Regions from separate parts of the Homo sapiens genome. Here region 2 is linked to region 1. Evidence: chromatin contacts called from ENCODE Hi-C data. All regions are on one chromosome and are shown on one strand. Each heading gives the region's core, a stretch centred on a gene start or an enhancer-like site at or near the end of the contact. The rest is flanking DNA. Distances are from core to core; before and after follow the strand shown.

Region 1 (6,301 bases), core at 2,765-5,264:
TCTGATTTATTAACTCCTCTGTTACTGTTTGTTTACGTGTTCAAGATTCAGTTGACATCACTTCTCTCTTTCTTTTTGTGGGATGATAACCCTGTTCCTTTTCTGGTCATTTCAGTTGAGTTTTGATAAGAAGTAATGGTACATTTTGTATATTTAATTCCTGTTTCATCTATTTTAATATTTATTAATTTTTATCTATGTCTCAAATGAAAGTAAGCTGCATGGATTATACAAAATATCCTGTTTTTAAACTTCAATTAATAGCATTTTTACAAAAGTCAATTATGAAAAGCATAGATGTCAAATGACTAAAATTATGCTGAATATAAAATGAATTCTATAATCACCTCTGTACCATGAAATGGCTTTCTTGCACCATTGTTACCTAAAGTAGCAGGAGAAAAAAGGCTTACCATCTCCTTTAATGTAACATGCTTGCTTTGGGCTTATGTTGTAAAAGAATTGCTAAGAACAGACAAGCATTTACATGCAGTGCTGCTGCTGCTGGACTTGCCTCAAAGAAGTGAGAATAAAAATGGCCTAGCAACTATTTCATGCCCATTTGTCCACTGGTCAGTGCAAGCCAAGGGAAACTTACTGAGTCAAAGCTAGAATTTAGAGAGCTTTATTATCTTGCTTTGCTTGTGAACTTGATTTTTCAACACGATTAGTGAATCTATTCTCTGAAAAGTAACATCACGTGGGCATTTTCAGTCTTTCACCAAACAAGCTAGTATGTAAGTGAATTTGTATGAATTTGCATATACTTGTTATTTGTTAGAGCATTTGTACATTGAGTTTGTGCTCATCATTATAAAATTATCATGAGGAATAGTTTTTGTACAGTCATGTGTCACACAACATTTTGGTCAACAATGGGCTGCATGTGTAACGGTGGTCCCACAAGACTAATAGAGTTGAAAAATTTCTGTCACCTAGTGACATCATAGCCTAATCTTACAGTGTAATACATTACTCATGTGTTTATGGTGATGCCACTGTAAACAAACCTACTGTGCTGCCAGTCATATAAAAGTATAGTGTATACAATTATGTATAGTACATTATACTTTATAATGGTAATAAATGACTATGTTACTAGTTTATACTATGTTACCAGTAAATACTAGTATAGTATTTACTACACTATACATTTTATTGTTATTTTAGAGTTTTCTCCTCTAGCTATAAAAAAAGTTAACTGTAAAACAGCTTCAGGCAGGTCCTTCGGGAGGTATTCCAGAATAAGGCATTGTCATCATAGAAGATGACAGCTCCATGCATGTCATTGCCCCTAAAGCCCTTCCAGCTTTCAGTGGGACAAGATGTGGAGGCGGAAGACATGATATCGATGCCTGTCTCTGTGTAGGCCTAGGCTAGTGTGTGTGTATGTTTTAGTTTTTAACAAAGTTCAAAAAGTTAAAAAAGTTGTTTTAAAAAGAAGAAAGCTTATAGAATAAGGATACATAGAAAACATTTTTGTGCAGCTTTACAATATATTTTGTATAAAATACCTTGTATTTGTGTTTCAGCTAAGCATTACTATAAAGGAGTCAAAAAGTTTTAAAACATTAAAAAGTTTATAAAGTAAAAGTTACAGTAAACTAAGGTTAATTTACCATTGAAGAAAGAAACTATTCTAAATAAATTTAGTGTAGCCTAAGCATACAGTATGTATAAAGTCTAAGTAGTGTAATGTCCTAGGCCTTCATATCCACTCACCACTTACTCACTCACACGGAGCAACTTTTAGTCCTGCAAGCTGCATTCATGGTAAGTGCCCTATACAGGTGTACCATTTTTTACCTTTTATACCATATTTTTATTGTACCTTTCCTATGTTTAGATATGTTTAAATACACAAATACTTATTGTTGTGTTACAGTTGCCTACAGCAGAGTTCCCAACCCCCAGGCCATGGGCTGGTCTGTGGCCTGTTAGGAACTGGGCCACACAGCAGGAGGTGAGCTGCAGGCAAGCAAGCAAAGCTTCATCTATATTTACAGGGGCTCTCCATCTCCCACATTACTGCCTGAACTCTGCCTCCTGTCAGATCAGTGGTAGCATTAGATTCCCGTAAGAGCATGAACCCTATTGTGAACTGCACATGCAAGGGATCTAGGTTGTGCACTCCTTATAAGAATCTACTGCCTGATGATCTATCACTGTCTCCCATCACCCCCAGATAGGACCGTCTAGTTGTAGGAAAACAAGCTCAGGTCTTCCACTGATTCTATATTACGGTGAGTTGTATAATTATTTCACTATGTATTGCAATGTAATAATAATAGAATTAAAGTGCACAATAAATGTAATGCACTTGAATCATCCCAGAACCATCTTCCCCACCCCCTGTCTGTGGAAAAAATTATCTTCCAAGAAACTGGTCCCTGGTGCCGAAAAGGTTGGGGACCGCTGGCCTGTAGTATTCAGTATAGTAAAATGCTGTACAGGTTTGAAGCCTAGGAGCAATTGACTATTCCATCCAGCATAGCTGTGTAGTAAGCTATACTATCTGGTTGTGTACAAGTACACCCTATGATGTTCTTACAACTGCATCGCCTAAGGATGCATCTCTTCAACTTCTCACCGTGGTTGAGGGATGCATGACTATATATATTTTCAATTTCCAATCAGCTAGGAATCACATTCCTGTAACTACTTGATTGGATATTTTTGGTTGTTTGTTCACCAGTATAGCAGGCAGGCTTTTAAGAATAATAAATCCATAAATTAGATTAAAATATTGGACCATATTAATGGTTGGTGCTATCAGGAATGGAGACTTACTAGGAAGAGTTTAGCGCATGTTGGAGGAAACTCAGGAAAAAAAAAAGGCCAAAAGTAACACCTGTGAAGTAAGGTGAAAGCGCCTGGAGCTATTTAGCCAGAAATGAGTTGTGGTATAATAACTGTCATAGATATGTATCAGAACATGACTAATTGTTGTTCGTCTTTGCTGAAATCTGAAAAGAAAAAAGTTCAAGGGTAGTTTAAGTGATGTATGTTTAATACTGAGAAGAAGAGCCATGACAGCTGATGGACAGGACATAAGAATGCTTATCATGGGATACATCTCTTGGGAAGAGAAAAAGGGCTTTTACATGTAGCAGTCTTCCCTGTCATGAATGAGGACAGGTCCTGCCTTAAGGCAGAGGGTTTACTAGTTGGCTTCCACAAGGCCCTTCTAGAACTGTAATTCTGAGCCACTTCAGATGCTGAGATTGAACTCGACACAGCCAAGTATCTCCTCTTTTAGGAGCTCCAGCAGTGCCGAGGAGGCAGTGCCACCAGCAGCGACGACAGCATTTATTCCAACTGAAGACTTCACTCAAAGGTGAGTCAGGTCAGTGTGGACCTGGGCGCTTCCTTTTCCTCCAGCTCTCACTGGGTCCAGGCACAGGAGCCCTGAGGGATCGGCGACCACAGTACTCCCTCCCCGGCCACCAATATAAGCTTTGACAGAGGATGGCTGGTTAGCTGGTGTTAGGTGGGAGGGACTCGCCACGGAGACGCGCTCAAGGAGGGATGAGTTGCGCCACCACCACCTAGGTCCCTCTCTCGCTATCCGGCGGGGCCGCCCGGACCCAGGTGCTGCCAGGGTACGCCTGGCGCCCGCCATCCCAGAGCAGCGTCCCGCTGCGCACGGTCTCCCTCCAGCTCCGGTCCCCGCGGGAGGGCGCGTGGGATGATGCGCGGGTCCTTGTGCCTTCCCCAAGCTCCAGCATCCGGAGCCGCCCTAGCCGGCACCGCGGCAGCCACAGCCTGGGAGAGAGAAAGGAAAGAGGGAGGGCGGCGGGAAAGGCTCGGCGCGGGAGGAGGGCGGGTGAGGAGGGAAGGAGCGAGGGGGAGGGAGCCTCTCTCCTCAGCGGTGCAGCTAGTCTCCCTCCAGCGGGCGGCGACTCCGGGTTCCCCCTCGCGCCCTCTCGCAGAGGCTCGCCCCCTTCCCCGCCCACCGTCCCTGCGAGCGCGGGCGGCGGCGGTGGGCGTGTGCGCGCGTGAAGGACGCCGCCTCTCTCTCGCTCCTGCGTTCGCAGGCGGCGGCTGGCGGCCGGCTTCTCGCTCGGGCAGCGGCGGCGGCGGCGGCGGCGGCTTCCGGAGTCCCGCTGCGAAGATGCTCAAAGTCACGGTGCCCTCCTGCTCCGCCTCGTCCTGCTCTTCGGTCACCGCCAGTGCGGCCCCGGGGACCGCGAGCCTCGTCCCGGATTACTGGATCGACGGCTCCAACAGGGATGCGCTGAGCGATTTCTTCGAGGTGGAGTCGGAGCTGGGACGGTAAGGCGCGGGCTCCGGCTGGGGAAGCCCGCGGCGTGCACTGGGGGTTGTCCCTCTCGCAGCGACGGCTCGGAGGGTGCGGGAGCCTGCCTTCGTGCCCTTCGATTTCTCCCTACCTAGTTAGTGTCTTGAGAGAGAGCTAACCTTCATTCAGGTGCGGCTCGAGTCCTTCCCACCCCACCAGAGCGCCTAGGCCGGTGCAGCTGTAGGATCAGCCCGACTCCCTCCCACCTTCCCTCCTTCTCGCAGGCTGCCACTTCCCTTGGGTGACAGCTCCCACCGCACGTGGGCCCTGCTTTCCCAATTGATATCTTTGCTCACGATTATAGCTTGCCAGAGGGTCCTGTTTGTCTAGTTATTGTTTAGGGTGGGGGCCGGAGGGTGCCCCTCCAAATCAAGACAGAATTATTAAGTTAGATTCCTCCTCCTTCCCCTCGTCAAGCTCTCCAAAGCAAGTGACACGAGAAATTAAACTTAAATACTAGCTTCCCTGCAGAGTCTGCTCAGGAGTGAAGGGAGAAATGAATCATTTAAGAGAGTTGAAGGCAGAATAATGAACTAGTGTGGCTTTAAAGAGAAAGCAGCATATGGGATCCAGGCAGTGGTAATTAGTGAGAATGCTGCTGCTTCCCTTCTTTCATGGGCTGGAGTGATTTATTTAAATTATATATGCAACAGACCATCTCCCTAGGATTGCAGATATGTCCCCTATCCCTCCTCTGAAGATCCAAACAGGTAGCAGTTTGGCCTTCTGCATGATTCCATATGCTTTCGTATTTGTATCCATTGAAAATTATAGTTTTCTTTCCCTTACTTCCTTTTTTTTTGTCTTTTCTCTCTGTTATCCATAGGTAAGGAGATTTATTTTCAACACTTATTTTAGATCCAGGCTCTTTAGTATAGGGAATCTGAAGATGTAATTTCAACGGTTGACAAGTTGCAGCTTCTGTACTTACTACTCCTTTGCAATTTCATTTTTCATTCTCTTTTTGCTGGAAATAGTATTGCTAACAGCCTTTTTATTTTTTCAAGTCATTGGAGGATCCAGAGCAGGATTCTGGATGTTGGTATTTAGTGGGAAGATGTAATGATCACTGCCCACTCTCCCCCCACTTTGCTAGTACTATTGAAGGCTCATTGAATATAGATGTGTAAAATAGGCAAACTTCTGAATGAAAATTCAGTGATTTGTCACTGTTAAAAATGTTTTGAAGTATTTGAGCACTGAATAATGTATACATAAACATCCATTTTTGATCAAGTTTTTCAGTATTCATCTGAAGATCTATTATATATATAGGTGGAAATGAAAGGACAATGATGTCGATTTTTGTAAGGTCCAAAACATGCCTGTTATTAATTGTATGATGCGTGACAGTGGAACCATGTAAACCTCTGAGTAAAGGGATGATCTACTTAAAATTGTTTACTGGGTGTTTTATAAACTACTGTGTAGTAGAGGAAGTGCCTGATGCTGCTGCAGGGACTGTCCCAGTAGCACATCTGTTTTCAGAGTAACATTAACCCTAGATGCCTCAAATAGGCTGACTTATCCACACACGTTGTCTTTATGAATAAGCTTCATCGTCATGAAACTCAAGAAATTCACTTTAATTTGAAAAATGGGAAAAAAATAAACTGCCAATTGTATACCCCTATGAGATGGTAGCCTGCATAGGAAAAAACTGAGAAATTTGAAGTTTGGGTTTTTTATTTTTCAGTTCAGAATTACGTGTTGCAGTAAATTTTGGAGGACAAATATTAATCGGTTATACAGAAGCTTCTCAACTTATGATGGTGTTATGTCCCAATAAGCCCACTGTAGTTGAAAATATCAGAAGTTGAAAATGCATTTACTACACCTGTGCTAACAAACGTTGTAGCTTAGCCTAGCCTACCTGAAACATGCTCAGAACACTTAATATTAGCCTACATTTGGGCAAAATCATCTAACATAAAGCCTATTTTATAATAACTGTTAAATACCGTGTACAGATGGGATTTTGTAGACATGGTGAGATATGAA
Region 2 (6,301 bases), core at 1,768-4,267, 1.7 Mb after region 1:
AATGTATTAGTATTAAATAGTGGTGCCTTTAGGAGGCAATTAAGACATGAGGGCTTGGCCAGGTGTGGTAGCTCACGCCTGTAATCCCAGTACTTTGGGAGGCTGAGACAGGTGGATCACCTGAGGTCAGGAGTTCAAGATCAGCCTGGCTAACATGGCAAAACCGCATCTCTACTAAAAATACTAAAATTACTCAGGCGTGGTGGCACACGCCTGTAATCCCAGCTACTAGGGAGGCTGAGGCAGGAGAATTGCTTGAATTTGGCGGGGGTGGGGGCGGCCAGGGATGGCGGTTGCAGTGAACTGAGATTACGACACTGCACTCCAGCCTGGGCAATATAGAGCGAGACTCTGTCTCAAAAGAAAAGAAACAGGCATGAGAGCTCTGCCCTCATGCATGGGATTCGTGTCCTTATAAAAGAGGCTTGAGGGAGCCAGTTGACCCTTCTACCATGTGAGGAAGCAGTGAGAAGATGCCATCTTTGAAGCAGGGAGCAAGCCCTCACCGGACACCAAATCTGCTGGTGCCTTGGTCCTGGATTTCCCAGCCTCCAGAACTGTGAGCAATAAATTTCTATTGTTTATAAATTATCCAGTCTAAGGTATTTTGTTATAGCAGCCCAAGCAGACTAAGACAGTGTTCACAGGTCACACTTTAAGCAACATGGATTTTGATGCTACTAAAGACCACCATTTTCAAATACTTTTTCTTTCTTTTGGACAATTATACAATCATATTGGTTATGCAATGAACAGACTTGATTAGACTAATGTAACACCGACCGCCTGAATATTTGCTCACGGGGGTCTGTATGCTTTATTCTGTGCACACAATCCCGTTTTTCCTTGAGTCTCCTCCATAAAGCAGAGCCCGGGGTAGGCCTCAGGGCTATATGTAGCTAGACTTTCTGGAGTATGACTAAGTGTCTGTACCGGACTAACACAGTAACAACTACTAGGTAACTGCAATTTAATTGCTCAAATCAGAACTAACTTCTAAAACATGTTTCTTCCCTTATAGTCATAGACTAAATTCTAGCCTAACTAGTGACAGATACAAGCTGTAATAATGTGTTATCTGTGTCTTAGCCTCCTAGGTGAAAATTTTTTCTTCCTTTATTTTTATCCCTATGGTTGAAGAAAGTAGCAGAGACCAACTGAATGAAGGTAAAAACCACTGGCTTTCTTAGGAAGAACTGTAGAGCAAAACAAAATTCATTTCTGGAGAGGAATAATTCCTACTTGAACGAATGGAAAAATAAAATCGTAGAATTAAAAAAAATAAACACATTGTAGAATAAAAACAACTTTGGTAATAAATTCAGATCCTAATCGTAAAAATTCATTTTTTAAGTAGCTCAATTATATAAATGACTCACTTATATAACCAAGGAGCTATATCATGGAGCATTTTTAAAGGTTTTTGTTTTTACACTAGGGTAAGCATTTCCCAAGTTTGTCTGTAACATGTGGCTTTTTCAAAATAAAAGAAAATGAGAAAATTCTCCCTACTGTCTCAATTAACGTAATTATGAATTAAGGAAGACCTAATTGATAGGGTTTTACTCTCTAGGTGCATAAATATATGGTGAAATACTCATTAAAATAATTACTAGACAGAAGTGCTCAGCTCCCTGTACCTTCTGAGATCCTCCCACCAGTAAAGGGAGGACGACAGAGTGGTAGCGCTTTCCTGTTAGTGTGCCAAAGAGAGGGGACACTGGTCACCAGGATAATCTAATGAAAATACCTCTGGGCTAATCGTCAAGAGATAGGGATTAAGTTAAGGTTCCAAAATGGTGAATACTATCCCCACCCCTTATGTCCAACCTCATCCCTCCCCGCCGAGCTTTCACTTTTCTCCCGGGAATTGCGGATGTGCAGTCTACTGCAGCAGCCCTGCGGGGAGGAATGGAGGAAGGGAAGGGGACGGCTGCAGGGTGTGTCACTTACGAGATGTAGGCTGGGTAGCCAAATCCTATCAGGTTGCAGAGGAGAGAGGCTCCATAACCGAACACCAGGTACAAGGCCACCAGTCCGATGACACCTGGGGACCACAAGGAGAGAAGTGGGTCGGGCAGCATGAGAGCCGTTCACGCGGGACAGCCGCCGCCCACACCGCGAGGCTGGGCCTGTTGTAGGAGTTTTCCTCTCGACTCGATTAAAGGAGCGAGAAAAACAAACCACACGAAAGCTGGGCCTGCGCGTCCGCTGGGCTATGCCTTGAAGTCTGGGGATACCAGGCAGCCCCACCATTGTGCCTCTCCTACCTCCCGCAGGGGGCCCCGGCGCTTTGCGCAGCAACCCCCGGCGCCCGGGACGGTCCCAGGCACCCGCTTCCGCCCTCTCGCAGGGCCTGCTGGGCAGCGCTCCAGCCTGGGAAGCTGCGCTCAGCGGGGAGCGTCCCGAGAGGCCCGGACTCCCGCACACGCTGCAGTAGCAGCCCCCGCCCACCCGAGAGGCGCCCTCTCCGGGCGGAGCTCCACGGAGGGTCGGGTAGGACCGGGTACCTCCGTCAACGCGCCCGCCCGCAGGGGCCCCGCCGTCCGCGCCCACCGCGCAGGACAGCAGGAATAGGGCGCCGGGCCGCGGGGCAGACATACGTCAGCGCTGGCCCTTCCAGCTGCCAGCGCCCGGCGCCGCAGCTGCCCTCCAGCCCCGCGACCCTCAGCCTGGGCAGCCCCCGCGGGGTCCTCCGATGCCCACGCTTTCCGGGAGGCCAGCCTGATCCCTGAATATGCTGCTTGTCCCGTCTGTCTCCGACTCCACCTTTCCCGAGTCCTCTCCCTGCTTCCTTCCCCAGCAGCTGGGGCAGCGGCGGCTCCCGTGGCCCTACCAGCGGCGGCGACCCCCGGCCACCCACCAAGAGCGATGAAGCTCCTGTTCACGCCGGTTTTGGCCTCGAGCTTGGCCAGAAGGTCAGTCATGCAGTTCTTCTCGTGCAGGAACCGGTCGAACCTCTCCCTCATGGCCGCAGACATGGCGGGGACCGTCTCGCCGCTCGGGGCTGTTCCTAGTGCCGGATAGACTGGAGCGGCGACTGCGGCGGAGCAGCGGCAGGCGGGGACCGCGGCGCGTCTACGCGTCCTCCACTCGCCTCCGCTCGCCCCGCCCGGCCGCCGCGCGCCCCTCCTCGGCCGCCGCGCGCCCCTCCTCCCCCGCCCAGCGCCAGGGGGACAGCGCCACACCCTGGCGGGGGCGGGCCTGCAACTCCGCGGACGCTGCGAGGTGGCCTGCCTGTTGACAGTCTTAACCCATTGCGGGGTAAAAAGGATGTGGCGTGGGGGCGTGCATTTTGTGTCTCTCGTGGGTCCCCTTCTCAAATCGGACTATTGCAAAAAGCAGGCAGAAAGGAGGCAGGCGTCCTTGTTGCTCCCGCCTGCAATTCACTGCGATGAGTTTGGCACCTACATTGCTGTGCTAAACCTAAGGCATTTTTGACCTAAAAAATTGAAATGTTTGAGCATCGTGAAAGAACTCTTTGGAAGCAGTCCTGCTTTCTCCCTCTTTGCCTTAACTTGGCAGTTTTTCTCACCTACAGACAATCGTTGCCTTGTAAAGACCCTTGAAGAAATCTAACACATCCTCCCTGGGGTACACCTTTTCCAAGCAAAAACTGCATTAAATCTTTTCATGGTGGGCTTGCGTTGTCTTGGTGTCTGATACTGTGGCAAGTGTCCAAATTCTCTCTGTGGAGCCAATATACTCTGCACTTCCTACAGTCAAAATACTCTGAAGAAGACGGAGATTCTAAGGTCCAAGCCTTAGGGCAGGAGCTCATTTTTGCTTCCTTCAGAATGAGTTGGCCATGCTCTTCCTCCACCTAAACCTAGGCTCCTCTTATCTCACCCATATGACTTCCAGACACTCCTAAAATTACTCTTGTTGACTCCTATTCTGCACACTGCTGCAGAATTTTTGTCCGAAGCTCCGTATTATTATCCTAACAGACTAGAGCTCCCATTCCTTGGCAGAGCATTCAATGCCCTGCCCACAACTGGCCCCGAACATTCTGTCTTGGTCCTACACAACCCCTCTGTGCTTTCAAATCTACTTAATTACCCTACTGCCTTCCACTTCTGCAAAAAGTTATCTTGCCCACGCCTAGCTTTTTCCTTTTATGCTAATTCTCCTTCCTCCTTTCTTCCTCAGAGCTTCTTAGCTCAGCTTTCTCAGCTGTTCCTACCACCACCCAGCCAAATCAGTGAACAAGTGAAACAACCTGCTGTCTACTTCTGTCTTTTCACCTACAGTTAATTCTCAATGTGGCAGACAGTAGAATCTGTTTTAAAATGTGCGTCAAGTTGTGCTATGTTTTTGTTCTCAACCCTCCAGCAACTTCCTATCTGCCTGAAGGAGGGCATCAGGGTCACAGGTGACATGGTTCATCCCTCCCCTTTCTGATGTCTTCCCTTACTGCCTCCCTCCTTGCTGTGCCTCAGACAAGGTAAGCCCATTCCTGCCTCTGGGCGTTCGTTCACTTTTCTTCTATTTCAGTGGTTCTCAACCAGGAGCACTTCCTCTCCCCTTCTTCCTCCTGGGGGGAGGAGTAGCAATGTCTAGAGATACTTTCGTTGTGAAACAGATTGTCACACAAGGAGAGCAGGAGGTGGCAAGTGCAACTAGCATCTAGTGGTTAGAGACTAGGGGTGCTGCTAAACATCCTGTAACACACAGGACAGCCCCCACAACAAAGAATTATCCAGCCCCAAATGTCAATAATGTGACAGTCCAGAAACCCTCCTCTATCTGAAAGTATCTTTCCCCAGTTAACCATTTAACTGTCCCCTTCCATTATTCAGATATTTGTTCAAATGGTACCCCTAATCTCAAATTGCAACCCCCAGTGGTCTCTAGCTTGATTTTTCTCCATAGAATTTATTACTGTCTGGCATTATGTTCTACTTTTTTTTTTTTTTTTTTGAGACTGTCTCACTCTGTCACGCAGGCTGGAGTACAGAGGCGTGGTCACAGCTCACCGCAGCCTCGACCTCCTGCTGTGCTCAAGCCATCCTCCCACCTCAGCCTCCCAAGTAGCTGGGACCATAGCCGTGTGCCACCATGTCCGGCTAATTTTTTCTGTTTTTAGTATAGATGGGGTTTCACTATGTTACCCAGGCCAGTCTTGAACTCTGTGATCTGCCCACCTTGGCCTCCCAAAGTTCTGGGATTACAGGTATGAGCCACCACCATGCCAGACCATGTTCTATTTTTAAATTATCTTTCTTTCCTCACTAGATTATGAGCTCCGTGAGGGTAGACATTTTTGCTTATTTTATTTGCTTCAATATTTTAAGCACATTGAACAGTGCCTGGCACTTAGTAGTTGTTCAATAACTATTTGTTGAATTAATGAATGAATGAATATCTAACATGTGTTGTACCACCCAGTATTCCAAGTGTTACGTGGACTAGTTCATTTAATCCTCACAGCTGCATGAGGAAGATGCTACCTGTTTCATCCTCATTTAAGGAAAAAAAAAATGAGACATAGTGAGTTCCCATATCACAATAAGTGGCAGAGCTAGAATTCAGAATCAGGCTCTTACCCCTATATTACATTGCTATTATGGGTTGAATTGTATTCTACCTCCCTAAAGAAGACATGTTGGAATCCTAACCTACAGTACCTCAGAGTGTGATCTTATTTGGTAATAGGGTCTTCAAAGAGGTAGTCAAATTCAAATGAACTCCTTAGGGTGGACCTCAATCCAGTGTGACTGTTGTCCTTATAAAATGGGAAATTTGGCCAGGCGCGGTGGCTCACACCTGTAATCCTAGCACTTTGGAGGCCGAGGCAGGTGGATTACGAGGTCAGGAGATCGAGACTATCCTTGCTAACACGGTGAAACCCCATTTCTACTAAAAATACAAAAAATTAGCCGGGCGTGGTGGCGTGCACCTGTTGTCCCAGATACTCAAGAGGCTGAGGCAGGAGAATGGTGTGAACCCAGAAGGCAGAGCTTGCAGTGAGCCGAGATCAAGCCAATGCACTCCGGCCTGGGCAACAGAGCGAGACTCTGTCTCAAAAAAAAAAGGGGGGGTGAAATTTGGACGGAGACAGATGCATATAAAGGGAAGACTGTGAAGAAACACAGGGAGAAGATGGCCATCTACAAGCCAAGAAGAAAGTCCTGGAACAGATCATTCCCTCACAACCCTCACAAGGAACCAATCCTGCTGAGACCTTGATCTTGGACTTCCAGCCTCCAGAGCTGTGAGATAATAAATTTCTGTTTTATTTATTTATTTAGAGACAGGGTCTCACTGGGTCACCCAGGCTGGACTGCAGTGACACAAT

The links. A loop is a pair of places that touch in the nucleus more often than their neighbours do. Pooled maps may share reads with other maps.
Region 2: a loop to region 1 is called in a map with no recorded cell type, with 2.9 times the contacts of the local background. The contact joins the promoter of REEP5 here to the promoter of CAMK4 in region 1. A Hi-C loop is called at or near these places in 4 of 37 single-sample maps with no recorded cell type and 9 of 50 pooled maps.

Annotation. Positions count from the first base shown.
Region 1 is chr5:111,220,370-111,226,670 of GRCh38, forward strand. It overlaps CAMK4 (calcium/calmodulin dependent protein kinase IV), which reads left to right and starts at 4,015. Exons shown (of 11, transcript NM_001744.6): 1 at 4,015-4,275. The coding sequence starts at 4,115. RefSeq lists enhancers at 3,144-3,243, 4,204-4,253 and a silencer at 3,604-4,093.
Region 2 is chr5:112,919,210-112,925,510 of GRCh38, forward strand. It overlaps REEP5 (receptor accessory protein 5), which reads right to left and starts at 3,018. Exons shown (of 5, transcript NM_005669.5): 1 at 2,864-3,018; 2 at 1,954-2,047. The coding sequence starts at 2,981. It overlaps LOC105379123 (a long non-coding RNA gene), which reads left to right and starts at 3,178. Exons shown (of 3, transcript XR_948675.3): 1 at 3,178-4,447. RefSeq lists silencers at 2,209-2,658, 3,019-3,288 and an enhancer at 4,421-4,540.